Linked DNA regions of Homo sapiens: region 2 is linked to region 1. A link is an interaction called in ENCODE POLR2A ChIA-PET data of the cell type or tissue named here. Cell type or tissue: IMR-90. All regions are shown on one strand. Links, peaks and the distances in the headings refer to the core of each region. The heading gives the core; the rest is flanking DNA. Region 1 overlaps KPNB1-DT (KPNB1 divergent transcript). Region 2 has its middle 30 kb from the start of NPEPPS.

What was found. ChIA-PET counts read pairs that join two places held together with the same protein. Peaks named below come from ENCODE experiments on the same cell type or tissue, not always from the same donor. Only the 100,000 strongest peaks of a DNase experiment are listed, where the experiment ranks them.
Region 2: POLR2A ChIA-PET joins it to region 1 with 13 read pairs; 15 of 35 experiments call an interaction of 5 or more read pairs at or near these places.

Annotation. Positions count from the first base shown.
Region 1 is chr17:47,629,594-47,641,022 of GRCh38, reverse strand. It overlaps KPNB1-DT (KPNB1 divergent transcript), which reads left to right. Exons shown (of 4, transcript NR_171700.1): 2 at 4,422-4,511. Among named protein-coding and RNA genes, the nearest start is that of KPNB1-DT, 14 kb to the left of the region's middle. In IMR-90, for the core only: no CTCF peak of the experiment used is centred there; no DNase peak of the experiment used is centred there.
Region 2 is chr17:47,492,812-47,509,385 of GRCh38, reverse strand. No RefSeq gene overlaps it. Among named protein-coding and RNA genes, the nearest start is that of NPEPPS, 30 kb to the left of the region's middle. RefSeq lists enhancers at 6,169-7,368, 16,322-16,574. In IMR-90, for the core only: a CTCF peak has its summit at 8,567 (motif pointing left); a DNase peak (open chromatin) is centred at 6,964; H3K27ac peaks cover 735 bases.

The DNA.
Region 1 (11,429 bases), core at 3,430-11,429:
ATGATACAGTATAGCAAAGCATGTTGCTGTGTTGCTGAAATTTTCTAAGTTTGAATGGCTGCATCCTAGTCTATCAAGAGGATAAACAATAAACTAATGTAACCAGTCCCTTGTTATTGGGCATATGGGTTGTTGCTGATATTTATTTGAAACATAACTGTTTTTGAAATATAATTTACATGCAGAAAGTGCACCAATTTTAAGAGTACAGTTTGGTAAGTTTTGACAGATGTATAAACCTGTGCTACCACTACCACAGTCAAGATACTGACCATCGGATCACCTTTGTTCCTTTCTGTGGTAATGTGCTGGAGCTAGCTAGTACCAGCTCAGGAGAGCCAAATATGTACATCTCTTCCCAAATCTACATTAGTAACATCGTATTAGTAGCTCAAAGTTGGTCATGGTGGGAGTATTTACACCACAGAAAACAGTAAGTACCACAAATCCAGGCTTTTTCTTTCTTTCTTTTTTTGGGAACCAATTTACCAGCACCATGACTTACACTCCTTTGCAATCAACCTCCTACATCCTACAGCCACAGTCTACTTGTGGACATTATTTTATTTTGTGTTCTCTAGAATTTTATGTAAGTAAAATCGTGCCATATGTACTCTTTGGTGCTTCTTTTGCTCCGTGTGTTTTTGAAATGAAGCACATTGTTATGCATAGCAGTAGTTCATCCCTTTTCATCGTTTTCCATTGCATGGATGTACCACACATTTATTCATTCATCTGGTGATGGACATTTGGGTTGCTTCCATTTGGGATTACTATAAATAAACTTGTCATAAATATTTATGTGCCAGTCATTGGATGGACAAGTTTGAATTTTCTTGGAAAAATAGCTAGGAGTAGAGTTGCTGGGTCATATGTTAAGCTTATATTTTTATATAAGGAGCTGCTAACCTGTTTTCCAAAGTGGTTTGAGACAGGATTTTGCTGTGTTGCCCAGCCTGGAGTGCAGTGACCTACAGCCTCAACCTGCCCAGCCAATCTTCTCACCTCAACACCCCAAGTAACTGGGACCACTGGTGCATGCCACCACTCCTGGCTAATTTTATTTTTTGTAGAGACAGGGTCTCACTGTGTTGCTCAGGCTGATCTTGAACTCCTGGGCTCAAGTGATCCTCTCACCTTGGCCTCCCAAGGTGCTGGGAATACAGGTGTGAGCCAATGCACCCAGTCAGTCTTGTCTTTTTAGTTTTAGACATTCTAGTGGGTGGATGTATAGTGTTATCTCATTGTGTGTATTTTTAAATTGCCTTTATTGTGGTATAATATATTTTTTAAAATGCAGGTTTTAGGTTTCTATGCTAATCTGATCACCATCACAATCAAGATAGTGAACATTTCTATCACCACCAAAAGTTCTTGTGTCACTTCCAAACGACTCTCCTCCTCCACCTCCATCTCCAGGCAACCACCAATCTGTCCTCTGTCATCATAGATTGGATTTGTCTCTTTTTTTTTTTTTTTTGAGGCAGGGTCTCACTCTGTCACCCAGGCTGGAGTGCAGTGATGCAGTCTCGACTCACTGCAACCTCCATTTCCTGGGTCAAGCAGTCCTCCCACCTCAGCCTCCTGAGTAGCTGAAACTATAGGAATGTGCCACCATACCCGGCTAATTTTTGTGTTTTTTGTAGAGACAGGGTTTTGCTATATTGCCCAGGCTGGTTTCAAACCCTGGACTGAAGTGATCCTTCTGTCTCAGCCTCCCCAAAGTGCCGGAATTACAGACATGAGCCACCACGCCTGGCCAGATTTGTCTTTTTTTAGACTTTTGTATAAATAGAATCATAAAACATGTACTATTTTTGTGTCTGTTGTCGTTTGCTTAGTGTGAGATTCATCCAGTTGTTCCATGTATCAATAGTTTGTTCCTTTTTCTTGCTGAGTAATATTCTGATGTAGGAATTTGCCAGAATTGGCTTAGTCATTCTCCTGTTTATGGACATTTGGATTATGTCTGGGGCTACTATGAATTAATGCTGTTTTGAACGTTTTTGTGTAAGTCTTTGTGTGGACATCTGTTTGTTTGTTTGTTTTGAGACAAAGTCTCACTCTGTCATCCAGGCTGGAGTGCAATAGGGTGATCTCGGCTCACTGCAACCTCAGCCTCCCGAGTAGTTGGGATTACAGGCATGTGCCACCATGCCTAGCTAATTTTTTTTGTATTTTTTTGCAGAGACGGGGTTTCACCATGTTAGCCCAGCTGGTCTTGAACTCCTGACCTCAAGTGATCCACCTGCCTCAGCCTCCCAGAGTGCTGGGATTACAGGCATGAGCCACCGTGCCCAGCTTGGACATGTGCTTTTATCTTATTTCCACCTAGGAGTGGAAATGCTAGGTCATATGGTGCGCATATATTTATAAGAAACTGCCTAACTCTTTTCCAAAGTTGCTGTATTACTGTACATTTCTACCACAGATGTTTGAGAGTTTTAGTTGCTCCACATTTTCATAAACACTTGATATTGTCAGTCTTTTTAATTTTAGCCATTCTAGTCATAGTATTTCATTATGGTTTAAATTTGCATTTCTATGATGACCTAATGATGTTGAACATTTTTTTTTTTTTTTTTAGATGGAGTCTCACTCTGTCACCCAGGCTGGAGTACGGTGGCATGATCTCGGCTCACTGCAAGCTCCGCCTCCCGGGTTCACGCCATTCTCCTGCCTCAGCCTCCCTAGTAGCTGGGACTACAGGTGCCCACCACCACGCCCGGCTAATTTTTTGTATTTTTAGTAGATGCAGGGTTTCACTGTGTTAGCCAGGATGGTCTTGATCTCCTGACCTCATGATCTGCCCGCCTCGGCCTCCCAAAGTGCTGGGATTACAGGCTTGAGCCACCGCGCCCGGCCAATGATGTCGAACATTTTTTACCAGTCTACTGACCATCATATATCTTATTTTGTGAAATACCTGTTTAAATATTTTGCCCATTAAAAAAAAAATTGATCTAGGCCGGGTGCAGTGGCTCACACCTATAATCCCAGCATTTTGGAAGTCCAAGTGGGGTGGATCATCTGAGGTAAGGAGTTCAAGACCAGCCTGGACAACATGGCGAAACCCCATATCTATTGAAAATACAAAAATTAGCTGGGGGTGGTGGTGTGTGCCTGTAATCCCAACTATGATGCCTAGAACAGGACAAAACAAAATCTAAACTTTAAACAGAGGATACATATTCTCAGAGATATAACAATGTTGTATCAATGAAATAAGAACAGGTTTTTTTTTAAAAAAGAACATTGGAGAATAAAACATCTAAAAAATATGATAACCATTAACTTTAATCAATGAGTTGGAAGATAAAATTGAGAAAATAGCTTTTTAAAAAACCCTAAAAGCCAGAAAAATTTTTTAAAAACTAAAGGTGGCCCAGTAAGACTAATACTCAATTAAGAAGCATTACAGAGGGCCGGGTATGGTGGCTCACACCTGTAATCCCAGCACTTTGAGAGGCCGAGGTGGGCAGATCACAAGGTCAGGAGTTCGATACCAGCCTGACCAACATGGTGAAGCCCCATCTCTACTAAAAATACAAGAATTAGCCGGGCATGGTGGCGCATGCCTGTAATCCCAGCTACTCGGGAAGCTGAGGAAGGAGGATTGCTTGAACCCCCGAGGCGGAGGTCACAGTGAGCCGAGATTGCGTCAGTACACTCCAGCCTGGGTGACAGAGTGAGGCTCTGTCTCAAAAAAAAAAAGAAGCGTTATAATGATATGGAACATAGAGAAATGGAGAGAAAGCAATCATCAAAGGAAAAATTCAAGAAGTCATCTCAGATCTGAATGGCCTAGATTTCCAAAATGAAAGGCCCACTGAGTATACAATGTAATGGATGAAAATGTTCATTCAGACATATTATCATGCAGTTTCTGATCAATGTGTTAATAGAGGATCCTAAAACATAGAAAAAGCAGGTCACATTCAAAGGAACAGCGATGAGAATGGCATCATGTTTCTTATTAGCCATGCTGAAGGATAATGTAGGAATGTTTTCCAATGATTTATGATATATAATTTTATAAATTATTTAAATTGTGAATTCAGTAGAGTAAGCATATTTTCAGGGCCAAGTATAGTGGCTCATGCCTGTAATCCCAAGCCTTTGGCAAGCTGAGGCTAATGGATCACTTGAGCCTCAGGAGTTCAAGAGCAGCTTGGGCAACATGGTGAAACCCTATCTCTACAAAAAGAAAAAAAAAGGTTTGTGCTTGGAGTCCCAGCTGCTTGGAAGCTGCACATGGAGGATCACCTGAGCCCAGGGAGATAGAGGCTGCAGTGAGCCATGATCATGCCACTGCACTCCAGCATGGGCAACAGAGTGAGACCCTGTCTCAAAAAAATAAAAAATAAAGCATATTTTCAGATACGTGAAATCTTATTTCCTATCCATGTACCCTTTCTCAGGAAACTACTGGAGGATGTGGTGCACCAGAATAAGAGAATAAACCAAGAAACAGGAAGACGTGATCCAGGCAACAGGATATTCCAGTATAGGTGAGAAATAAGAAAGTCTCCAAGATGATAATGAAGGGAAATCCTAGGGTGATAGCTGGCCTGGCAGCAGGCCTAGGGAGCAATCAGTAAGGCTGGAGCCAGAGGACAAAAGCCTCCAGGAGGGAGGTACCCAAGAAATAAGATGAAATGAATACAGGAAAAATCTACACTTTTAGTGAATGATGGAGAATAAATTCATGATTGGAACATAGAAAACTAAGCAAATAAATCCCAATTTTGTTTTTAGGTATAATTGACTCCATGAAATTTTTTTTAACTAACAAAGAAACAAAACATAATCATAGTAGGCTAAATTGCCCAGCGGTGAATAATATATCCAGAGGCATAAACAAAGTGTGTCGATTTCCACCAAGCCCAGCATAACATGGGCTTTCCTCTTTATGGTCCAAGATGGCTACTTTCCAGCCGTCCTGCCTGCACTCCAGCCAGCATGAGTCCTCTTTGTTCCAGCTATCCTGGGTTTCTTTTGGTTAACTAGGAATTGAATTAATGAAATTCAATTAGTAAATTAAAGCATTAAGTTAATAAATGTTTGAATTAAAATATTAGTCTGGGCATGATGACTCATACCTCTAGTCCCAGATACTTCAGAGGCTGAGGTGGGAGGATCAGTTAAGCCCAAGAGGTAGAGGCTGCAGTGAGTATTGTGCCACTGCACTCCAGCCTACATGACAGTGGGAGACCCTGTCTCCAAAAAAAAAAAAAAGCCAGGCGCAGTGGCTCACGCCTGTAATCCCAGCATTTTGGGAGGCTGAGGTGGGCAGATCCTTTGAGGCCAGGAGTTTGAGACCAGCCTGGCCAAGATGGTGAAACCCTGTCTCTACTAAAAATACAAAAATTAGCTGGGCATGGTGGTACACGCCCGTAGTCCCAGCTACTCAGGAGGCTGAGGCAAGAGAATCTCTTGAACCTGGGAGGCAGAGGCTGCAGTGAGCTGAGATCTCACCACCACATTCCAGCCTGGGTGACAGAGCTAGGCTCCATCTCAAAAAAAAAAAAGAGAGACCCTGTCTCGGGCGGAGTTCCAGAACAGCCAGGCCAACATGGTGAAACCCCGTCTCTACTAAAAATACAAAAATGAGCCAGATGTGGTGGTGGGCGCCTGTAATCCCAGCTATTTGGGAGGCTGAGACAGGAGAATCGCTTGAACCCGGGAGGCGGAGGTTGCAGTGAGCCGAGGTTGTGCCGTTGCACTCCAGCCTGGGTGACAAGAGCAAAACTCTGTCTCAAAAAAATAAAGTAAATGCATCACTGAGTATTCAGAACAGCTGGGTTTTGACAGAGTTTCCAGTGATGACTTGTGTGACCTTGGGTAAAGCACTCTCTGGAACTCAGGTCCTTTTCTGAAAAATGGGAGGGTGGAAGAGATGATAATAAAAACATCAACCACAGTGCAGATCACAAGGATGTGGCAGTGCTGTGTAAGTGACTGAATGCTATGTAACCAGCTCAGCCGCCTGAGTAGCTGGTACCACAGACACACATCACCATGCCCGCCTAATTTTTTTTGAAACAGTCTCTCACTATGTCACCCAGGCTGGAGTGCAGTGGCATGATCTCGGCTCACTGCAACCTCCACCTCCTGGGTTCAAGCAGTTCTCCTGCCTCAGCCTCCCAAGTAGCTGGGACTACAGGTGCGCGCTACCACTCCTGGCTAATTTTTTGTATTTTTAGTGGAGACAGAGTTTCACCATGTTGGCCAGGCTGGCCTTAAACTCCTGACCTCAGATGATCCACCCACCTCCACCTCCCCATTGCTGGGATTACAGGCTGAGCCACCGCGCCCAGCCAACCCTGTGGGTAATTTTTAAATTATCTGTAGAGACAAGGTTGTGCTATGTTGCCCAGATTGGTCTCGAACTCCTGGGCTCAAGCAAGGAATCATCCCGCCTTGACCTCCCAAAATGCTGGGATTACAGGCATGAGCTGCTGTGCTGGATGGTGATTTTTCAAGAAAAGCTGGTAATCTGGATTTTTATTTAAAATACCTCGATTTTTTAAAGCTGGAATGGAAATTTTCAAGCAGATTGAGGGTTTTTGGTCTTCCCACCCACTGGCCACATGAGAAAATAAAATAAATAAGTAAATAAAATTTCAAAAAGACTTTGAAAGCATTGTGTAGGTCAAGAAAAAAAATGCAAGTTTGCAACCTCTGGGGTATAGTACTATAGAACATTTAGAGTAGTCAGTGACCTCTCTGGGGAAGAACTGTGTTTAGTTTGTTCTACTCACAGTTAGCAAGAGGGTTGTGGTAATGGTAAATCACATGCCTATCTGGGCAGAAGCTCTGCCCTCCTATACTTGGGTAATGTTTCATATTTTGCAGGCAGAGAGGAAATGGCCCAAAATGAGCCCTTATGTTTCTCCATGGTGACATGTCAGGGCTGGTCTGGAGAGGTAAACTCCAGGTTTCTCATCCATTCTGTGAAATTTGACTACTTGTTGTGCCTACTACTCGGAACCATTGCAAGAATAAAGTATCACATATTTGGAAATAGGTGGAATTTCTCCTAAAGTGTAATAAAGCAGGCACCAATTGGGATGATGATTTTGCCATGAACAGCTCAGAGTGTAACATTTCTGGAATGATGGCAGCTGCTATAAAAGCTGAGCTAGGACCAGCCTGGCTAACATGGTGAAACTCCGTCTCTACTAAAAATACAAAAATTAGCTGGATATGGTGGCGCATGCCTGTAGTCCCAGCTACTCAGGAGGCTGAGGCAAAAGAATTGCTTGAACCCAGGAGGCGGAGGTTGCGGTGAGCGGAGATCGCACCACTGCACTCCAGTCTGGGCGATAGAGTGAGACTGTCAGAAAAAAAAAAAAAAAGAAAGAAAAAAAAAGATGCTGGGCTTGAGCTTTGGCTATAAGAAATCAAGAGGTGGCCGGACGCAGTGGCTCACGCCTGTAATCCCAGCACTTTGGGAGGCCGAGGCAGGCGGATCACAAGGTCAGGAGATCGAGACCATCCTAACACAGTGAAACCCCGTCTCTACTAAAAATAGAAAAAATAAGCCAGGCAAGGGGGCATGCGCACGTAGTCACAGCTACTCGGGAGGCTGAGGCAGGAGAATTGCTTGAACCCAGAAGGCGGAGGTTGCAATGAGCTGAGATCGCACCACTGCACTCCAGCCTGTGCGACAGAGTGAGACTCTGTCTCAAAAAAAAAAGAAAAAAATCAAGAGGCAAGAATGCTTTGGTGATTCTGCTCTGGTGGGTTTGAGAAGGAGGCAGAATGATCTTTTCTGAAAGCGGTGTCAGGGAGTTGGTGTAGAGCTGAGAAATCCACATTGCCATAAATGGTGTGATCCTGTTCCAAAGAGCTGCATTCACCCCCAGGCTTCATAAGTCTCACACTGGAAGTTTCAACTGAAATAAACTTATGACCTTTCCATCAGTTCCCTGGAGCAGGTCAGGGTTTTAGAGGGTATTTCATATTCCCATTATGAGGAGATTTGAACTCTTGGGTTCTATTAAGAAAGCAGCACAACTTCTTATTACTAATAATATAATCTTAGTAGTATTCCTATAATGCTTTATAACTTAAAAAGACCTTTTATTTGTATTATTCTCATTTTGCTCCCTGATAACTATGAGATAACTGTTGTTATTATTCCCACTTTACAGGTGAGGAATGTGATGTTCTCCCATTGTTCCTTAGTTAGAGTCCTGAATATTTTTACTTTTTTTGGAGAATTGAGTCACACTATGTTTCCTAGGCTGGTCCTGAACTCCTGGGCTCAAGTGATCCTTCCACCGTTGCCTCCCTAAGTGCTGGGATTACAGATGTGAGCCACCATGCCTGGCCGAGTTCTGAATCTTTAACAAGGCCCAAGTTCTTGCCAGCCTGGCTCTAGTCTGTTTCTCCAGACCCCTCTTGTACCACTTTCCCAAGAGCTTTCTGTTCTCCTGGGTTTCTTTTTTTTTCCCCAGTATCTTTTTTTTTTTTTTTTTTTTTTTTTTTTGAGACAGAGTCTCGCTCTTGTACTATCTTGGCTCACTGCAACCTCCACCTCCCGGATTCAAGCGATTCTTGTGCTTCAGCCTCTCAAGTAGCTGGAATTACAGATGTGCACCACCACGCCTGGCTAATTTTTTTGTATTTTTAGTAGAGACGGGGTTTTGCCATTTTGGCCAGGCTAGTCTCAAAACTCCTGACCTTGGGTGATCTGTCTGCCTTGGCTTCCTAAAGTGCTGAGATTACAGGCGTGAGCCACTGCACCATGCTGTTTCTTCTGCTAATAAGACTTATTTTATTTTATTTTTTTAAATGGAGTCTCACTCTGTCGCCAGGCTGGAGTGCAGTGCTGCGATCTCAGCTCACTGCAACCTCTGCCTCCTGGGTTCAAGCAATTCTCCTGTCTCAGCCTCCCAAGTAGCTGGGACTACAGGCGTGCACCACCATGCTGAGCTAATTTTTATATTTTTAGTAGAGACAGGGTTTCACCATGTTGGCTAGGATGGTCTCGATCTGTTGACCTGGTGATCTGCTCGCCTCGGCCTCCCAAAGTGCTGGGATTACAGGTATGAGTCACTGTGCTCGGCCGAGTATCCTCTTTTTTTTTTTTTTGAGACAGGGTCTTGCTCAGTCACCCAGGGAGGAGTGCAGTGGCTGGACCACATCTCATGTACCTGAACTTCCTGGGCTCATGCGATCCTCCCACCTCAGTCTCCCAAGTAGTTGGGACTATGGGCGCATGCCACCACGCCTAGCTAATTTTTTTTTTTAAGTAGATACTGGGTCTCACTATGTTACCTAGGTTGGTCTTGAACTCCTGAGCTTAAGCGATCCTCCCACCTCAGCCTCACAAAGCGCTGGGATCACAGGTATGAGCTACTGCACCCAGCCCATCTTGGATTTCTTTTGCTTTTTTTTTTGAGACAGAGTTTTGCTCTTGTTGTCCAGGCTGGAGTGCAATAGCACTGCCTCGGCTCACTGCAACCTCCATCTCCCAGGTACAAGGGATTCTCCTGCCTCAGCCTCCCGAGTAGCTGGGATTACAGGCGCCCGCCACCATGCCTGTCTAATTTTTTTGTATTTTTAGTAAAGACGGGGGTTCACCATGTTGGCCAGGCTGGTCTCGAACTCCTGACCTCAGGTGATCTGCCTGACTCGGCCTCCCAAAGTGCTGGGATTACAGGCGTGAGCCACCGCGCCCAGCCCTCTTTTGCTTTCTTAAATAGGTCTGCTTCCTTCTAACTACAGGCCCGTTGCACATGCTGTTTCTTCTGCTAATAACACTTTTTCTCTCCTCTTTGCCTGGCAACTACTCATCTTTCATGTTTCAGTTTAACATTTCTCCAGGGAGACTTTCCTGAACCTTCAGGCTACTTTGAACTGTCTGGTATAGCACACTAAACTTCCCACTCCAGAGTTGGCACACTTAAAATTACTCATTCGATATCTCTTGTCGCTGCTAGATTGTAAGCTCCATTAGGGCAGAGACCAAGTCTACCTTATTTGATACTGTAGCCTCAATATCTAGTATAATAGGCATTTCCTTCTGCAGTAAAAGCTTTTGCAACTATGTAGTGTCTGCCATCTGAATCCCATAGCCATTGAACAAATCCATCAGAACCTTGCCTTGAATACTGCACTCAGGTTTAATGCTGTGGGGCTTTTCTGATAAGGTTCTTGTGATAACCAAGGTCTTTTGATCAGTGGCCAAAATGCACACCCGTCCCATCAGATAGCAGCCTGTGAGGCTGGAGCACAGTGCTGCTGTATTATTTGATAATGACTAGAAAAGGCTGGTCCCCTTCTCACCAGCCTTCTGTGATGCTTATGTACCAATGAGAACGTTTGCCCAGCATCTTAGTGGGGATGGCTAAGTTTGGATCCTAGAGAACAGGAACATTTAAAGCTACCTAGATTATTCCTATCTCAGGTCTTTCCTGGGTTTAGTGCACACTTGGGGCATTTCTGGATGGATGGCACATTTGTTTTATTTGTTGGAAGCAGTGAGGTGTAGTCACCAAGTTAACAGGGGTAAGCCTAGGAGTCAGGGCAACACAGTTGCTCAGGCTGGCGTGGCAGGTGTCAGCAGGTAAGCAAGCCCCAGTGGGAGGAACGCATGGCCTCATTCAACAGTGTCAGCAAGCTGAAGTCCCTGCACATTGGGAACCTATGAGAAGAATACCCTCACCCCCCTTTTTTTCAAACCAGTCACATCTCTCTTCACCAAAATCTTTGTGAAATTCATCATCATATAACTTCCTGAATCTAGTTAATGGTGATATTAACCAAAATTTGTAGCTCAACACCCAGGCAACAGTGTATAGGATTGCAAGTGTTAGTTCCAAATATAGTGCAGTTCACATCTCCAGTGAGGGAAGTACATTGAGTGAATTCATTACATGAGCCACTTAAACTAATTGAACCAGGAACTTAAAGTCACGTTCTTCAAATGTGTGCAGTCCACAAAACTGGCATTTAACATCAGGAAGTCAGGCTGGAAAACATTCATGAACCAGTGACTCTAAACAAGGAAGAAACACTTCTCAAGGTATGCATTTGCCAGCTGTTACTTTGTTCACAAGTAGTCTTTGGTGATTAGCTTCGTGACTTAGGACACGGGTGGCAGCTCTGAGCATGGCACATTTAGTTTCATACAGCAAAGACTGAAAACACGTGGCACTGGTTACGTGGTCAGACAAGTGAAGGAGGCACAGCCTATCTTCATTACTAAAAATATTCAAAATGCATAGAGTATAAAAACGTAGAGGAGTTTGTAAGAAGAGAGTCACTTTTTTTTCCTTCAATTTTTGGAAAATGAATACGACATGTATTACATTCATGAAAAATAAAATTTTAAATGAATAGGGGTTAGTGATAAAATGTTCTTAGGTGATCAGCAATTTGTTACAAGATTAGTAAAAATGTAACTTTGTTTTTTG
Region 2 (16,574 bases), core at 2,461-10,460, 130 kb after region 1:
CGAACTCCTGACCTAAGGTGATCCACCCACCTTGGCCTCCCAAAGTGCTGGGATTACAGGCGTGAGTCACTGCGCCCAGCCCCTTATTTTATTTTTTGAGATGGAGTCTTGCTCTATCACCCAGGCTGGAGAGCAGTAGCGTGATCTTGGCTCACTGCAACCTCTGCCCCTCGGGTTCAAGCAATTCTCCTGCCTCTGCCTCCTGAGTAGCTAGGATTACAGGCACACACCACCATGCCCAGCTACTTTTTTTGTATTTTTAGTAGAGATGGGGTTTCACCATGTTGGCCAGGATGGTCTCTACCTATTGACCTTGGGATCAGCCCACCTTGGTGTCCCAAAGTGCTGAAATTACAGACGTGAGCCACCGTGCCCAGCTCTTTTTTTTTTTTTTTTTTTTCCGAGATGGACTGTTGCTCTGTCGCCCAGGCTGAAGTGCAGTGGTGTGATCTTGGCTCACTGCAACCTCACCTCTGGGGTTGAAGCGATTCTCCTGCCTCAGCCTTCCCGAGTAGCTGGGATTACAGGCACCTGCCACCATGCCTAGCTAATTTTTGTATTTTTTTCAGTGGAGACAGGGTTTTGCCATGTTGGCCAGGCTGGTCTTGAACTCCTGACTTCAGGTGATCCACCCACCTCGGCCTTCCAAAGTGCTGGGATTACAAGCGTGAGCCACCACACCTGGCCTAATTTTTGTGTTTTTAGTAGAGATGGGGTTTCCCCCATGTTGGCCAGGCTGGTCTTGAACTCCGGACCTCAGGTGATACACCTGCCTCGGCCTCTCAAAGTAGTGGGATTACAGATGTAAACCACTGTACCTGGCTGAGGTTTGTATTTCTTTTTCTTTTCTTTTCTTTTTTTTTTTTTTTGAGACAGAGTCTTGCTCTGTCGCCCAGGCTGGAATGCAGTGGCACGATCTCAGCTCACTGCAACCTCCACCTCCTGGGTTCAAGCGATTCTCCTGCCTCAGCCTCCTAAGTAGCTGGGATTACAGGCGGGCGCCACCACACCCAGCTGCTTTTTGTATTTTTAGTAGAGACCAGGTTTCACCATGTTGGTCAGGCGGGTCTCAAACTCCCAACCTCAGGTGATCTGCCCACCTCGGCCTCCCAAAGTGCTGGGATTACAGATGTGAGTTACTGCGCCCGGCGCAGTTGATTTAAAAAAAAAAAAAAAACTAAATGGGCTGGGCATGGTGGCTCACGCCTGTAATCCCAGCACTTTGGGAGGCCGAGGTGGGCACACTTGAGGTCGGGAGTTCGAGACCAGCCTGACCAACATGGAGAAACCCCATCTCTACTAAAAAAAAAAAAAAAATTAATTGCACAGGTAGGAGTAGGACTGGTGTGACAGTATCTTGTGTGAAAAAGGTTCAGGTCTCACGAAACCCAATGCAGTCAGAGTTTCATGAAAAGACACACTGTCAGATCCAGAGAGAGAATAGTCTCCCTGCATTTTAAACTGACTGGTTCTGACTGTCCCATATTAAGAAAGATATTGAGGGCTGAGTGTGGTGGCTCACGCCTATAATCCCAGCACTTTGAGAGGTTGAGGTGGGCGGATCACCTGAGGTCAGGAGTTGGAGACCAGCCTAGCCAACATGGCGAAACCCCATCTCTACTAAAACTACAAAATTTAGCTGGGCACGGTGGCACACACCTGTAATCCGAGCTACTCGAGAGGCTGAGGCACAAGAATCGCTTGAACCCAAAAAGCGGAGATTGCAGTAAGCCGAGATTGCGCCACTCCAGGCTGGGTGACATAACGAGACACCATCTAAAAAAAAAAACAGGCCAGGTGTGGTGGCTCACACCTGTAATCCCAGTACTTTGGGAGGTTAAGGCGGGTGGATCGCTTGGGGTCAGGAGTTCGAGACCAGCCTGACCAGTGTGCTGAAACCCGTCTCTACTAAAAGTACAAAAATTAGCTGGGTCTGGCGCCTGTAATCCCAGCTATTCGAGAGGCTGAAGCAGGAGAATCACTTGAATCCAGGAGGCAGAGGTTGCAGTGAGCCGAGATTGCACCAGTGCACTCCAGCCTGGGCGACAGAGTGAGACTCCCTATCTCAAAACAAACAAACAAAAATCAAACATTAAAAAGAAAGAAAAATATTGAGGAACTAGAATATGCCTAAATATGAGATCATATTTGAAAAAGATCTCATAACTTTACCAGGTGAGAAAGAATTTGATGGAGTTTGGAGATATTATTGATGGGGAAGAGAAGACTAATGTCCTCAAACAGGTATAATAAGGCTGACAATATAAAACTGTCAATGTTCAACTGTTTTGATCTATAAAAATAGCAATTTCATTTGGTTCAACCTAATAGAAGAGGATGTAGACTTATTTTTTAATGCTGCAGAGGGCAAACCAGAATCACTGGGTGAAAGAGGGAAGCAAATGTTACATCAATATAGGAAGGAATTTGTCACAATCGGATGCTCAGAAACAGAATTAAGTACCTTACAAAGATCTAGGTTCTTTGTCTGAGAGAGCCCAGGCAGAGCTGGGTGACAGTGTGTTGGGGATATTTAAAATATTCCGCATTCAGTGGGAGACTCTCCATGATCCAGCCTGCATTTGCACCCCGGCCAACTGGACCCCACAGTACAGGGACAACATACCAGACCACTTAGGGCACCCTGGCCATCCCAAGTTCCCAAGTTGTTTTACACTGCCGTGTCTTCATGCATGTCAATCCCTTTGCCTAGAATATTTATTTATTTATTTTTATATGTTTTTTATTTTTTTTGAGACGGAATCTCGCTGTGTCGCTAGGCTGGAGTGCAGTGGCGCGATCTCGGCTCCCTGCAACCTCTGCCTCCCGGGTTCAAGAGATGCTCCTGCCTTAGCCTCGTGAGTAGCTGGGACTACAGGTGCATGCCACCACGCCCCACTAATTTTTGTATTTTTAGTAGAGACGAGGTTTCACCATGTTGGCCAGGATGGTCTCGATCTCTTGACCCCATGATCCGCCCACCTTGGCTTCCCAAAGTGCTGGGATTACAGGAGTAAGCCACCGCACCTGGCCAGATTTTTATTTTTATTTATTTAATTAATTAATTTATTTATTTTTTGAGACAGAGTCTCACCCTGTTGCTCAGGCTGGAGTGCAATGGCACAATCTCTGCTCACTGCAACCTCCGCCTCCCGGGTTCAAGCAATTCTCCTGCCTCAGCCTCCCAAGTAGCCGGGATTACAGGCACACACCACCATGCCCTGCTAACTTTTCTATTTTTAGTAGAGATGAGGTTTCACATGTTGGCCAGGGTGGTCTTGATCTCTTGACCTCGTGATCCGCCCACCTCGGCCCCCCAAAGTGCTGGGATTACAGGCGCAAGCCACCATGCCCAGCCCCTTGGCTAGAATTTTATTTCTCCCTGCAAATTCCTGCTCATTTTAAGTGTGACTCAACTCCAGTGTGGCCCCACCTGAATTCTCAAAACGGTCTTTCATGCTGTCCTCTGCACCACCTTGTACCTTGTGCTTACTTCTGTAGTGGCTGTTATGGTTCTTTTGTTATTTTTGGTGTATTTTTCTCTTTCCTACCAAATATAAGCTGCTTGTGGACCAGAAACATTTCTCTTTCATTTTTATATTCCCCAGTGATTTCAGCAATATCTGCTACATGGCAAATACTCAACGAAAAATTCATTAAATGAATGAGGTTCGATATTTTGATTTTATATATATGTAACATCAAAAAGTTATAAATAAAAATTTTGAATCAAATATTATTAGTTAATAAAAAATTAATGTCTTTACTATGTGTGATGCACGATGATATTTTCTATTCTATATTCATTTTTTTAAATGTAAGTCATGACCTAGATTCCAAAATTAACTTGGGTTCCCAGCCTTATTCTGAAAAACACTGAACTGTATGGTCCACAGCAGGGATTTGAATGGAAGGTATGATCATGGAACCCTTTGAGAACCCAATGGAAGCTATGGGCCTTCTTGCCAGAAAGATGCATACGTGTACTAAAATTGACATTCAATTTCAGGGGCTCCTTGGACCCACCAAACTCCTTCTGAGAATCACAGGTTATGAGAAAGTTCCTTCTAACTCTATGATCCTATTTTTCTGAGAAGTATTAAAAAGTAGTTGGGCCTGCCTGGACAACCTGGTGAGACCCTGCCTCTACAAATAATAAAAGATTAGCTGGGCATGGTGGCATGTGCCTGGGGTTCCAGCTACTTGGGAGGATGAGGCAGGAGAATTGCTTGAGCTCGAAGTCAAGGCTGCAGTGAGACGGTGCTATGATTGTGCCACTGCACTTCAGCCTGGGAAACAGAGCAAGACCCTGTCTCAAAAAAAACAAAAAAAAATTAGGTAGCTGGGAGCTGGGCACGGTGGTGAGTACCTGTAGTTCCAGCTACTCAGGAGGCTGAGGTAGGAAGATCTTTTGAACGCCAGGAATATGAGACCAGCCTGGGAAATATAGCAAGAATCTCTCTAAAACAAAACAAAACAAAAAGTATTAGAAGTAGTCTTGGGGCTGGGTGCGGCGGTTCACACCTGTAATCCCAGCACTATGGGAGGCCAAGGTGGGTGGATCACTTGAGGTCAGGAGTTTGAGAGCAGCCTGACCAACATGCTGAAACCCCGCGTCTATTAAAAATATACAATTACCTCTATTAAAAATACAAAAATTAGCTGGGCATGGTAATGCGTCTGTAATCCCAGCTACTCGGGAGGCTGAGGCAGGAGAATTGCATGAACCCAGGAGGCGGAGGTTGCAGTGAGCCAAGATCACGCCACTGCACTCCAGCCTGGGTGACGGAGCGAAAGTCCATCTCAAAAAAACCCCAAAAAAGACCTAGTCTTGGAACCTCAAACCTCTATTAATCATCTATAGGGAGAGCACAAATTTGGAGGGGAGCTACATAAAGAACAAATAATGGAAAGAAAATTTTGAGGTGAGACAGGTAGGATAGATACGTACATGTGAAAAATCAAAGAGTGAAGAACAAAAGAAATCCCGACTAAGGGTTAGGTAGAGGGGAGAGGTGTGGCAATGCTGACCCAGGTTTTCAGGCCTGCAGTATCTGATTTTCTTTTCAGACTATTAGGCTTGGGATTGCAGCCCTGTAACGTTCTTCTTCCCTCCCTATGGCTCCCTCTCTCTTCCTCCCCTTTAGGCAGCCCTTATGGAAACTCTGAAACTCTTTCTCTTTTCTTCCAGATGGGGAGCTCTGGCAGAAAGAATGTTCTGGCCTGTGTGCAATGACTCTGTTTTCTCTGCCAACAGATAAAGCTAAAATCTGCTTTCTTGGAAACCAGCTAATGTCTTTAGAAGCATGACCCTAGTTAAGGAGAGACTGGGACCTTTTTTTTTTTTTTTTGAGATGGAGTCTCGCTCTGTCGCCCAGGCTGGAGTGCGGTGGCGCGATCTCGGCTCACTGCAACCTCTGCCTCTCATCTTCAAGCAATTCACCTGCCTCAGCCTCCCGTGTAGCTGGGATTACAGGTGCCGGCCACCAAACACGGCTAATTTTTGTACTTTTAGTAGAGACTGGGTTTCACCATGTTGGTCAGGCTGGTCTCAAACTCCCGACCTTAGGTGATCTGCCCGCCTCAGACTCCCAAAGTGCTGGGATCATAGGCGTGAGCCACCGTGCCCAGCTGAGACTGGGATCTTTTTTTTGAGACAGAGTCTCTGTTACACAGAGTGCAGTGGCACAATCTCGGTTTACTGCAACCTCCAACTCCCAAATTCAAGTGATTCTCATGCTTCAGCTTCCCGAGTAGCTGGAATTACAGGCGTTTGCCACCATGCCTGGCTAATTTTTGTATTTTTAGTAAAGACAGGGTTTCACCATTTTGGCCAGGCCGGTCTCGAACTCCTGGCCTCAAGCAATCCACCTGCCTTAGCCTCCCAAAGCCCTGGGATTACAGGTGCGAGCCACCACACCCAGCCCAGATGGGGACCTCTGAATAAAGGGAGGGTAAGAAAATAATTTTCAGCATCTACTGGTACAGTGACTCATAAAGATATGAGGATCTTGAACAGCAACAAATGATTTAAAAATGGAATATTCTGTCTCTGAGATCTAACCTTAGGATCACATTGGTCTTCTTTGAATCTAAGAATAACATCTAAAGTGTTTTTGGCAACCCGTCCAGGAGGCAACAAATATATATCTCACGTTTTCTACAGGACAAACTGTGAAAGAGATACATGTGAAGCCCAGAAGCATCACAGAATCAGCTTCCTATCCAACCCTCAGGAATTTGACAATTACAAGAACTTTGGTAAAGTCCAGAAAGCCCAGGACATTACTGTAGTCCATAAGTAACTAAGCTGAGGGAAAGAATGGAATTTGGGGTGGGGTTAGGAAACCTGAGTTATGTCCCTAGTTAGGCCCCTGATTCACTGTGTGATAATCACCAGTCACTTCCTGGTTCAGTGTTTCAGTCCCTTCCCCTGCCCAAGTAAAATAAAATAATGATTTTATTCTTTTTTTTGAGAAAGTTAAGCATGATTGTTTCTATAGAGAAATCTGGAAAGTAGCCAATCTCTTAGTGTAGCTCTATGGGATGATTTTGGTCATTTTATAAGCAATGTAACCTGTAAACCTCCTGGTTGTTGTTGGGACCCTCAGAAGGGAATGAGATAAATAGGTAGTCTGCTTTCCTCCTGCGTCTTCTGTCTAGGATGATACTGTTGTGTTGCTAACAGAGGGCCCTGGAGAGAGATTTAGGAGATAACTGGGTAACACCCAACTAGGTCAGGGAATGAGTCAGGGCTCAAGGACTCGATACCAACCTCTCCCACTCCTGCCAGGAAACCTCTGGGTGAGACAGATGAGAGAGAAGCCGAGGGGCGGGCCTCACGGCTGCCTGCCCTGGGTCCTCTGGCTTGTGGTTTCACCCTGGTTTGCCCTGCAGCAGCTGTAACGTGTCTGCTGACACGCAAGCCCTGGACATGGCTGTCCCTCCCCCTTTCCCAAACTTCTGCTCAGTTTCAGAAACAGATGGCACATTCCACCCCAGAAGTGACTGTTGGAGAGATGAGAGGAAAAAGGCAGAGCAGAGCTAGGTGGAGATGTGACACTTCAGAAAGCACAGGGCAAAACACCATACATGAGACTTTTCATCCAGGAGGCGAGTAGGAAGTAGAAACTAAACTCACCTCCAGAGAAATCAGGATGGGAAAAGGGCAGAACCACATGGCTGGGCTGTTGCAGATGACAGAACACAGCTGAAGGATAAGGCTGGGGTGTGCCCTGCAGCGCTAGCCTGGAAACCTGCAAGCCTTAAGAGCAAAATGACAAAAGGTCACGTCTCTTGTTTGGAGGTATTCAGTGCCTGCAAATCCATCTTTCTCTCCTCAACATCTCAATTCCCAGTTTATAATAGGCCAGTGCAAAAACGGTTTTAGGCACCTACAATCTACCAAGTTACCTGTTTCCATATATGATTTTACTTACGTTCACAACTCCTCTATGAGGTAAGTTCTCTGCATTTCAGTGTACCCATCTGTGAAATTATCTCCATTCCACAGATGGGTTTGCACTGAAATGCAGATGACTTAAGTAATTGGCTAATAAAGTTTGGAAATAGTGGAGCAAGATCTACATCAGTTGCCAGAGCCCCCACGAATTTCATTATGCCAAGCTTTCTTTGATTTGAAGTAATCAAAATGAAGAAAGCAAAATGATGTCCAAATAGTAGAGACTTCTTAAAAGCTTTTCAAGGGGCCGGGCGCGGTGGCTCACACCTGTAATCCTAGAACTTTGGGAGGTTGAGGCAGGCGGATCACCTGAGGTCAGGAGTTCGAGACCAGACTCAACATGGGGAAACCCCGTCTCTACTAAAAATACAAAATTAGCCGGGCGTAGTGGTGCATGCCTGTAATCTCAGCTACTCGGGAGGCTGAGGAAAGAGAATTGCTTGAACCTGGGAGGCCGAGGTTGCGGTGAGCCGAGATCGAGCCATTGCACACTAGCCTGGGCAACAAGAGTGAAACTCCGTTCTCAAAAAAAAAAAAAAGCCTTTTTTGAGATGGAGTCTCGCTCTGTCGCCCAGGCTGGAGTGCAGCAGCGCGATTTCGGCTCACTGCAAGCTCCGCCTCCTGGGTTCACGCCATTCTCTCGCCTCAGCCTCCCGAGTAGCTGGGACTACAGGCGCCCGCGACCACGCCCGGCTAATTTTTTGTTTTTGTATTTTTAGTAGAGACGGGGATTCACCACGTTAGCCAGGATGGTCTCAATCTCCTGACCTCGTGATCCGCCCGCCTTGGCCTCCCAAAGTGCTGGGATTACAGGCGTGAGCCACCGCACCCGGCTGAGCAATTTTTTAAAATTAATTTTTTTTATTTCAATAGCTTTTGGGGTACAAGTGGTTTTGGTTACATGGATGATTTGTATAGTGGTAAAGTCTGCGATTTTAATACACCAGTCACTCAAGTAGTGTACACTGTACCCAATATGTAGTTTTTTATCTCTCGCCCACCTCCCACTGGTAGTGAGGAATTAATGGAGATCCCTGAATCTCTCAACATAGGTATTTAAACATCCAGGAATTGGGTTTACACAGGCCTCCCTGCAGTCTGAGATCCGGTGCAGCCTTGGTACCCTCTAGTGGAAGTTTTCTGCATTCGCACAGCTTCCCTGTTTCCAATCCCAAAGAGCTGAGAAGGAAGCCTTCACCCAGCCACAGGAGAGCATCCCAAAAGAATGGTCAGCTGGAAGATAGACTTTTTTTGTTGTTTTTTTTTTTTTGAGATGGAGTCTTGCTCTGTTGCCCAGGCTGGAGTGCAATGGCACGATCTTGGCTCACTGCAACCTCCGCCTCCCAGGTTCAAGCAATTCTCCTGCCTCAACCTTTCAAATAGCTGGGACTACAGATGCACGCCGCCATACCCGGCTAATTTTTTGTATTTTAGTAGAGATACGGTTTCATCATGTTGCCCAGGCTGGTCTTGAACTCCTGAGCTCAGGCAATCCACCTGCCTCGGCCTCCCAAAGTGCTGGAATTACAGACGTGAGCCACCGTGCCTGCCCGGAAGGTAGATTTTTGTATAGCAGGGTCATGCAGGGTAGAGGAAGGAATACAGACTAGAGAAAATGTGTGCCAAGCACTTGGTTCACAAGGGACCCCCAAAATGAGTCACTGTCAGTATATAAATGAGCTTAGGCCTTTGTACATTATTAATAGGGGCTCAATATACATAACACAGGACTGGAGGCCTTTAGGGCTCTAGAGGGAGACTTTTTTTGAGACGGAGTATCGCTCTGTTGCCCAGGTTGGAGTGCAGTGGCATGATCTCGGCTCACTGCAACCTCCACCTGCCGGGTTCAAGTGATTCTCCTGCCTCAGCCTCCTGAGTAGCTGGGACTATAGGCACATGCCACCACGCCCAGCTGTATTTTTAGTAGAGATGGGGTTTCACTATCTTTGCCAGGCTGGTCTCAAACTCCTGACCTCGTGATCCACCCGCCTTGGCCTCCCAAAGTGCTGGGATTACAGGTGTGAGCCACTGTGCCCGGCTGAGACTTTTTTTTTTTTAATGGAGAAAATTAGTGATCAGAGAACAAAGTGACTTTGGGCAAAGCGATTTGCCAAAGGCCAAAGAGCAAATCAATGTCGGCAATGGTGGTACTAGAATCCATATCTCCTGTCTCCCAATCCAGAGGTGTTTCCACTCTATCGCACTTCCTTATTTGTGGTTGACTGATTTTAGCCATAAATTGGTGTGCATACAAGGACATAAAGGTTGTAGGTATAACAAGGAAATTGTTTCTGCCTTCATCTGCCCACAATCCATACATTTTTCATTCTTTCATCCAATAGGCACATTTATAGAGTGCCTATTCTTGCCACACTAGGCATTGCTTTTCAAGTTTGTGGACCCTTTTACAGGGTACTCCAGCATATGAGAAGAAGTTCCCAGGCTACTGGAACCCCATGCCTACAGCCCTCCAAGGCACTCCTGGAGCTTCTTTCCCAAGTTTCTAGCACTAAATTGTTAGGTTTATTTCTGTCTCCCTCCCCCTGGAGAGGTAATCCCTGGGAATGGAAGTGGGTTAGAAACAGATTACTCTGATCCAAGGGCTTTGCTCTCTCCTCCCTAAACGTGGTGTGGGAGGTGGGGGATGTGGGGAGTTGAAAATAGCCTGAAATTCCCTTTTAGGATTATTGCTTGATTTAGCCATCTGGGGTGAAAGTGGAGCAAGAAGAGGTGAGGGATTAATTCTAGACCTAGCTTGAGCAATGGGATGCATGGGCTTCTTTTCTGGCTCAGCCAAGGTGAGCAAGCAACATCTCTTCTGAAACCTGTCTTTAGAATAAGGAATCTAGGGCAAGCAAGCAGAAAGAGGTAAAGGAAAAGGATTTGTCCCCAGCAGCAGGGGTGAGTGGAAGGATAGATGGGAAAGAACAGCAGCTAAGAGAAGAAAGACCTTCAGCACAGGAATAAGGAATGACTTTTGGGCTTGGAAGCTACCTGCATTTCAGTGGTCTTAGCTTCAGCAAAGGCGAGAACTGCTCTCTAGGGGAAGAGAGCTAACGCTCAGGGCTTCCTGTGGACTTCTTGTTCATCCATCCAACAGGAACTCTCCTGCTTTAGGCACGCTGCACTGGGGTGGACTCTGGGGGCAGGGATGTTATCTGTGTCCAGCACAAAGAGCAGTTACACTTTCCAGGTTTCTGCTAGGCTCCTTATATCCCTTTCAGGGCTATGATGGGGCTTGGAAGCAGTAATTATAACTAACCAGAGTGGGACCATATATGAATTCACTTTATGAGTTAATAACGATTCTACTTAAATTCTACTTAATAACCCCCTTCCTTTCTTACTTTTTTTTTTCCTTTGATACAGAGTCTTGCTCGGTCGCCCAGACTGGAGTGCAATGGTGCGATCTCGGCTCACTGCAACCCCCGCCTCCTAGGTTCAAGAGATTCTCCTGCCTCAACCTCCCGAGTAGCTGGGACTACAGGCACATGCCACCACAGCTGGCTAATTTTTGTATTCTTAGTAGAGATGGGGTTTCACCATGTTGGCCAGGCTGTTCTTGAACTCTTGACCTCGTGACCCACCCACCTCAGCCTCCCAAAGTGCTGGGATTACAGGTGTGAGCCACTGCGCCCAGCCCCCAACTTTTTCTTTTTTTTTTGAGACGGAGTCTCGCTCTGTCGCCCAGGCTGGAGTGCAGTGGCACGATCTCAGCTCACTGCAACCTCCAACTTCCAGGTTCAAGCGATTCTCCTGCCTCAGCCTCCTGAGTAGCTGGGGCTACAGGCATGCACCACCACGCCCAGCTAATTTTTGTATTTTTTAGTAGAGACAGGGTTTCACCATGTTGTCCAGGATAGTCTCAATCTCTTGACCTCGTGATCTGCCCGCCTTGGCCTCCCAAAGTGCTGGGATTACAGGCGTGAGCCACCGCGCCCGGCCAATAACCCCCTTTCCATAGGTGAGGAAAAAAGGTGAAGCTAAGATGTAAACTCAGGCACTATAGCATTCTTAACCACTTTCACTATGTGAAAGCCATATACAGTCAACTCGAGTGACAAACAAGCTCTAATAATATTGCTAGCTAAAGATCAGCTGAAGCCGAGCGTGGTGGCTCACGCCTGTAATCCCAACACTTTGGGATACTGAGAGGGGAGGATTGCTTGAGCCCAGGAGTTTGAGACTAGCCTGGGCAAAATGGCAAGACCTTGTCTCTACAAAAAAAAAAAAAAAAAAGCTGGATATGGTGGCATGCTCTTGTAGTCCCAGCTACTAGGGAGACTGAAGCAAGAGGATCCCTTGAGCCCAGGAATTTAAGGCAGCAGTGAGCTGTGATGGTACCACTGCACCTCAGCCTGGGTGCCAAAGCGAGACTCCATCTCTAACTAACTAACTAATTAACTAAAGCTCAGTTGAGAATATTTCTTAGAAAGTCAGGATCCTTGTTTCTTCTACGGCACCTTATTTTGGACAATTCACTTATTTTGCTCTCCATAGTCTCACTTTAGGGAAGGGAAGTACAATATAAATACATGGCAAGCCTGGTACTTGCTTCAATTCTAGTATCATATTGTTTAGAATTGGGTTCTTCCCAGATCTCCAGAAGAATTTTCCTGGTTCAAATCAGCTGTGCTTCTCCTAGAAAGTAGGTCACTACGCAGAATTTCTGAAGTTTCCATCTCTGATGTCATCTGCCACTGGGAGGGGAAAAAATGTAAGTGTGTGCTCCACTGCTTACATAGGAAGAGTCTCATTCTCTTTGGTCTCCATTTATTTATTTATTTTTTGAGACAGAGTCTCACTCTGTCACCCAGGCTGGAATGCAGTGGCACAATCTTGGCTCACTGCAGCCTCTGCCTCCCAGGTTCAAATGATTCTCATGCCTCAGCCTCCCAAGAAGCTGGGACTACAGGCTCATGCCACCATGCCCAGCTAATTTTCGTAATTTTAGTAGAGATGGGGTTTCACCATGTTGGCTAGGCTGGTCTCGAACTCCTGGCCTCAAGCAATCCGCCTGCCTCAGCCTCCAAAAGTGCTGGGATTAGAGGCGTGAGCCACCACACCCAGCCCTCTTCGGGCTCCATTTAGAAATTTCAATAGGACAACAAGGGATTCCAGTAACCCACTTCACTGGGAAAAACAGGAAATCAACTTTTCCTTCTGCCTCATTATATTTCTTTCCTTCTTTTTTTTTTTTTTTGAGATGGAGTGTCGCTTTGTCGCCCAGGCTGGAGCGCAGTGGCCAGATCTCCGCTCACTGCAAGCTCCGCCTCCTGGGTTCATGCCATTCTCCTGCCTCAGCCTCCCTAGTAGCTGGGACTACAGGCGCCTGCCACCGCGCCCGGCTAATTTTTTGTATTTTCAGTAGAGATGGGGTTTCCGTGTTAGCCAGGATGGTCTCGATCTCCTGACCTCGTGATCCACCCGCCTTGGCCACCCAAAGTGCTGGGATTACAGGCATGAGCCACCGCGCCCGGCCTGCCTCATCATATTTCAACTGGAATTCTTCACATCTGCTTATTGTATAAATAAATATTGGAGTGTCTACTATGTGCAAGAGTGTTCTTTGCAAGACTGAGCCCCTAACAATCGATTCCTTCCTCTACTTGCACAATGAGTTCTCTTCTCTTGCTCCCATCATCGTGACAAGATCTTTTTATCTTGCTTTTTCTGAAATGTGAACTACGAAGATTGTAGGATTAAGAAATACCCTTTTTGGCTGGGTATGGTGGCTCATGCCTGTAATCCCAGCACTTTAGGAAGACGAGGCAGGTGGATCACCTGAGGTCAGGAGTTCGACACCAGCCTGACCAACACGGTGAAACCCCATCTTTACTAAAAATAGAAAAAATTAGCCAGGCTTGGTGGCGGGCACCTGTAATCCCAGCTACTTCGGAGGCTGAGGTAGGAGAATCACTTGAACCTGGAGGCCGACGTTGCAGTGAGCCAAGATCGTCCCACTGTACGCCAGCCTGGGCAACAAAGCGAAACTTCATCTCAAAAAAAAAAAAAAAAAAAGAAAAGAAATATCCTTTTGGTGTTACTTCTCTAGCAGACAGCTCCCAATTTTCTTCTCTCTCTCTCTCTTTTTTTTTTTTTTGGGCGGGGGGACTGAGTTTTGCTCTTGTTGCCCAGGCTAGAGTGCAATGGCATGATCTCGGCTCACCGCAACCTCCACCTCCCGGGTTCAAGCAATTCTCCTGCTTCAGCCTTCCGAGGAGCTGGGATTACAGGCGTCCGCTACCATGCCCGGCTAATTTTTTGTATTTTTAGTAGAGACGGGGTTTCTCCATGTTGGTCAGGCTGGTCTTGAGCTCCTGACCTCAGGTGATCTGCCTGCCTCAGCCTCCCAAAGTGCTAGGATTACACACGTGAGCCACTGTGCCTGGCTAGCTCCCAATTTTCCATGAAGCTGATGAGGTAGGAAGATATGAATTTTCCAAAACAGTAGCTCATCAAACAACAACAAAACTCACTTATAGCTCATCTCTAAGCAATTAAATGATATTGACTCCCCTATCATTATTTCATCCAGGCTGATATGGAACAAGTTTGTATTAACTGAGAAACTGATCAGAGGGTGGGCAGAGATGATGTGGGATGTGTTGGCTACTGTGTGAGGCTAACATAAAACTCAATGGTGGAGGAAGTAATCTAAGATAAATTATATTAATGTTCTGCATTAATCAATAATCTTGGCCAGGCGCGGTGGCTCACGCCTGTAATCCCAGAACTCTGGGAGGCCGAGGCAGATGGATCACCTGAGGTCAGGAATTAGAGATCAGCCTGGCGATGTGGTGAAACCCTATCTCTACTAAAAATACAAAAATTAGCCAGGCATAGTGGCAGGCACCTGTAATCCCAGCTACTCGGGAGACTGAGGCAGGAGAATCGCTTGAACCCGAGAGATGGAGGTTGCAGCGAGCCAAGATTGCGCTATTGCATTCCATCCTGGCTGACGAGTGAAACTGTCTCAAGAGAAAAAAAAAATCATGTTTTATTTTGTAGGGATTAGAGTAGATGGACAGGAGTCTGTTAAATAATCAGATATAGCTTATTTAAATGCTTAATAACATATATTCTATTTTTTTCTTTTTTCTTGTTTCCCTATGCTTCTATAGGCACTGAATAGCTCTGTTGCCCAGGCTGGAGTGCAGTGGTGGGATCTTGGCTTACTGCAACCTCTGCCTCCTGGACTGAAGCCATCCTCCCACCTCAGCCTCCCCAGTAGCTGGGGCCACCATGCCCAGCTATTTTTTTTTTTTTTTTTTTGAGACGGAGTCTTGCTCTGTCGCTCAGGCTGGAGTTCAGTGGCACAATCTCGGCTCACTGCAAGCTCCGCCTCCCAGGTTCACTCCATTCTCCTGTCTCAGCCTCTGGAGTAGCTGGGACTACAGGCGTCTGCCACCATGCCCGGCTAATTTTTTTGTATTTTTAGTAGAGACGGGGTTTCACCATGTTAGCCAGGATGGTCTCAATCTCCTGACCTCGTGATTCGCCTGCCTCGGCCTCCCAAAGTGCAGGGATTACAGGTGTGAGCCACCGCACCTGGCCTAATTTTTTAATTTTTTGTAGAGATAGGGTTTTGCCATGTTGGGCAGGCTGGTCTCGAACTCCTGGGCTCGAGGGATCTAACCCACTTCCGCCTCTCCAAGTGCTGGGATTACAAGTGTGAGCCACCCCACACGACCCCACATACTCTTCAACACATACATACAGCACTAATTTCATGACACTATTAATGTGTCGTGCTATAGGTTCAATACTGTGGCTGGAACTTGTAGGGAAATACTTACCACAGAAGAATGTACGATATAGCTGCGAAGTCAAGCTTTAAAAAACGCCTGTAATCCTTGCACTTTGGGAGGCCGAGGTGGGCGGATTGCCGGAGCTCAGGAGTTGGAGACCAGCCTGGGCAACACGGTGAAACCTCGTCTCTACTAAACTAGAAAAAATTAGCCGGGCATGGCAGCGTGCACCTGTAATCCCAGTTACTCTGGAGGCTGAGGCAGGAGAATCGCTTGAACCTGGGAGGCAGAGGTTGCAGTGAGCCGAGATTGTGCCACCGCACTCCAGCCTGGGTGACAGAGTGAGACTCCGTCTCCAAAAACAACAACAACAACACGTGATCTCCAAACCCAAAAGCAATCTTTCAGTTCCTCTGATAGTCCCCAGCACTTTGCTTCGACCTTTGTAGCAATTCCACTTCAGCCTGAAATTTCTTGTATGTACAGCCTGTAGCTCCTAACTTATTGCAAAATATTGTAGATAAGAACTCTGTAAGCTGTAATTGGCAGAATAATAACCAACGGCTAAGTGTGGAAAGTGTCTGCCTTTCAGCAACGTTTACGCTACTGAATTTACCAGGGTGATCCCAACATCACGAATCCTTTAACAACTCAACATGAAGCAGCACGTAGCAGTTACCTGCATGGGTTCTGGAATTAGGCTGCTTAGATTCGAATCTCGGTTCTGCCAGTTATCACCTATCTAACCTTAAGTAAATTACGTAATTGCTCTGTGACTCTTTTCCGAAATGACAAATCACAAATGTTTTTGTCAATTCACGTGTCTTCTGCTTTAGTAAACATAGTAGAAGATAGTAGTCAATCTCTTTTTTTTTTTTTGAGACAAAGTCTTTCTCTGTCACCGAGGCTGGAGTGCAGTGGCGGGATCTCGGATCACTGCAGCCTCCGCCTCCTGTGTTCGAGGGAGTCTCCTGCCTTAGCCTCCCAAGTAGCTCAGACTACAGCCGCCTGCCACCAAGCCCGGCGCTCTCTTGCTGGCGCATGACAACCGTGCGTTCCACCCTACGACTAATTTTTTTTTTTTAGACGGAGTCTAGCTCTGGCTGGAGTCAGTGGCGCGATCTCGGCTCACTGCAACCTCTGCCTCCTGGGTTCAAGCGATTCTCCTGCCTCAGCCTTACAAGCAGCTGGGACTACAGGCGCGTGCCACCACGCCCAGCTAATTTTTGTATTTTCGTCATTTTGGCCAGGCTGGTCTCGAACTCCTGACTTCAGGTGATCCACCGGTCTCGGCCTCCCAAAGTGCTGGGATTACAGGCGTGAGCCACCGCGCCCGGCCTCCTTTTCCTTTTTTAACTAAT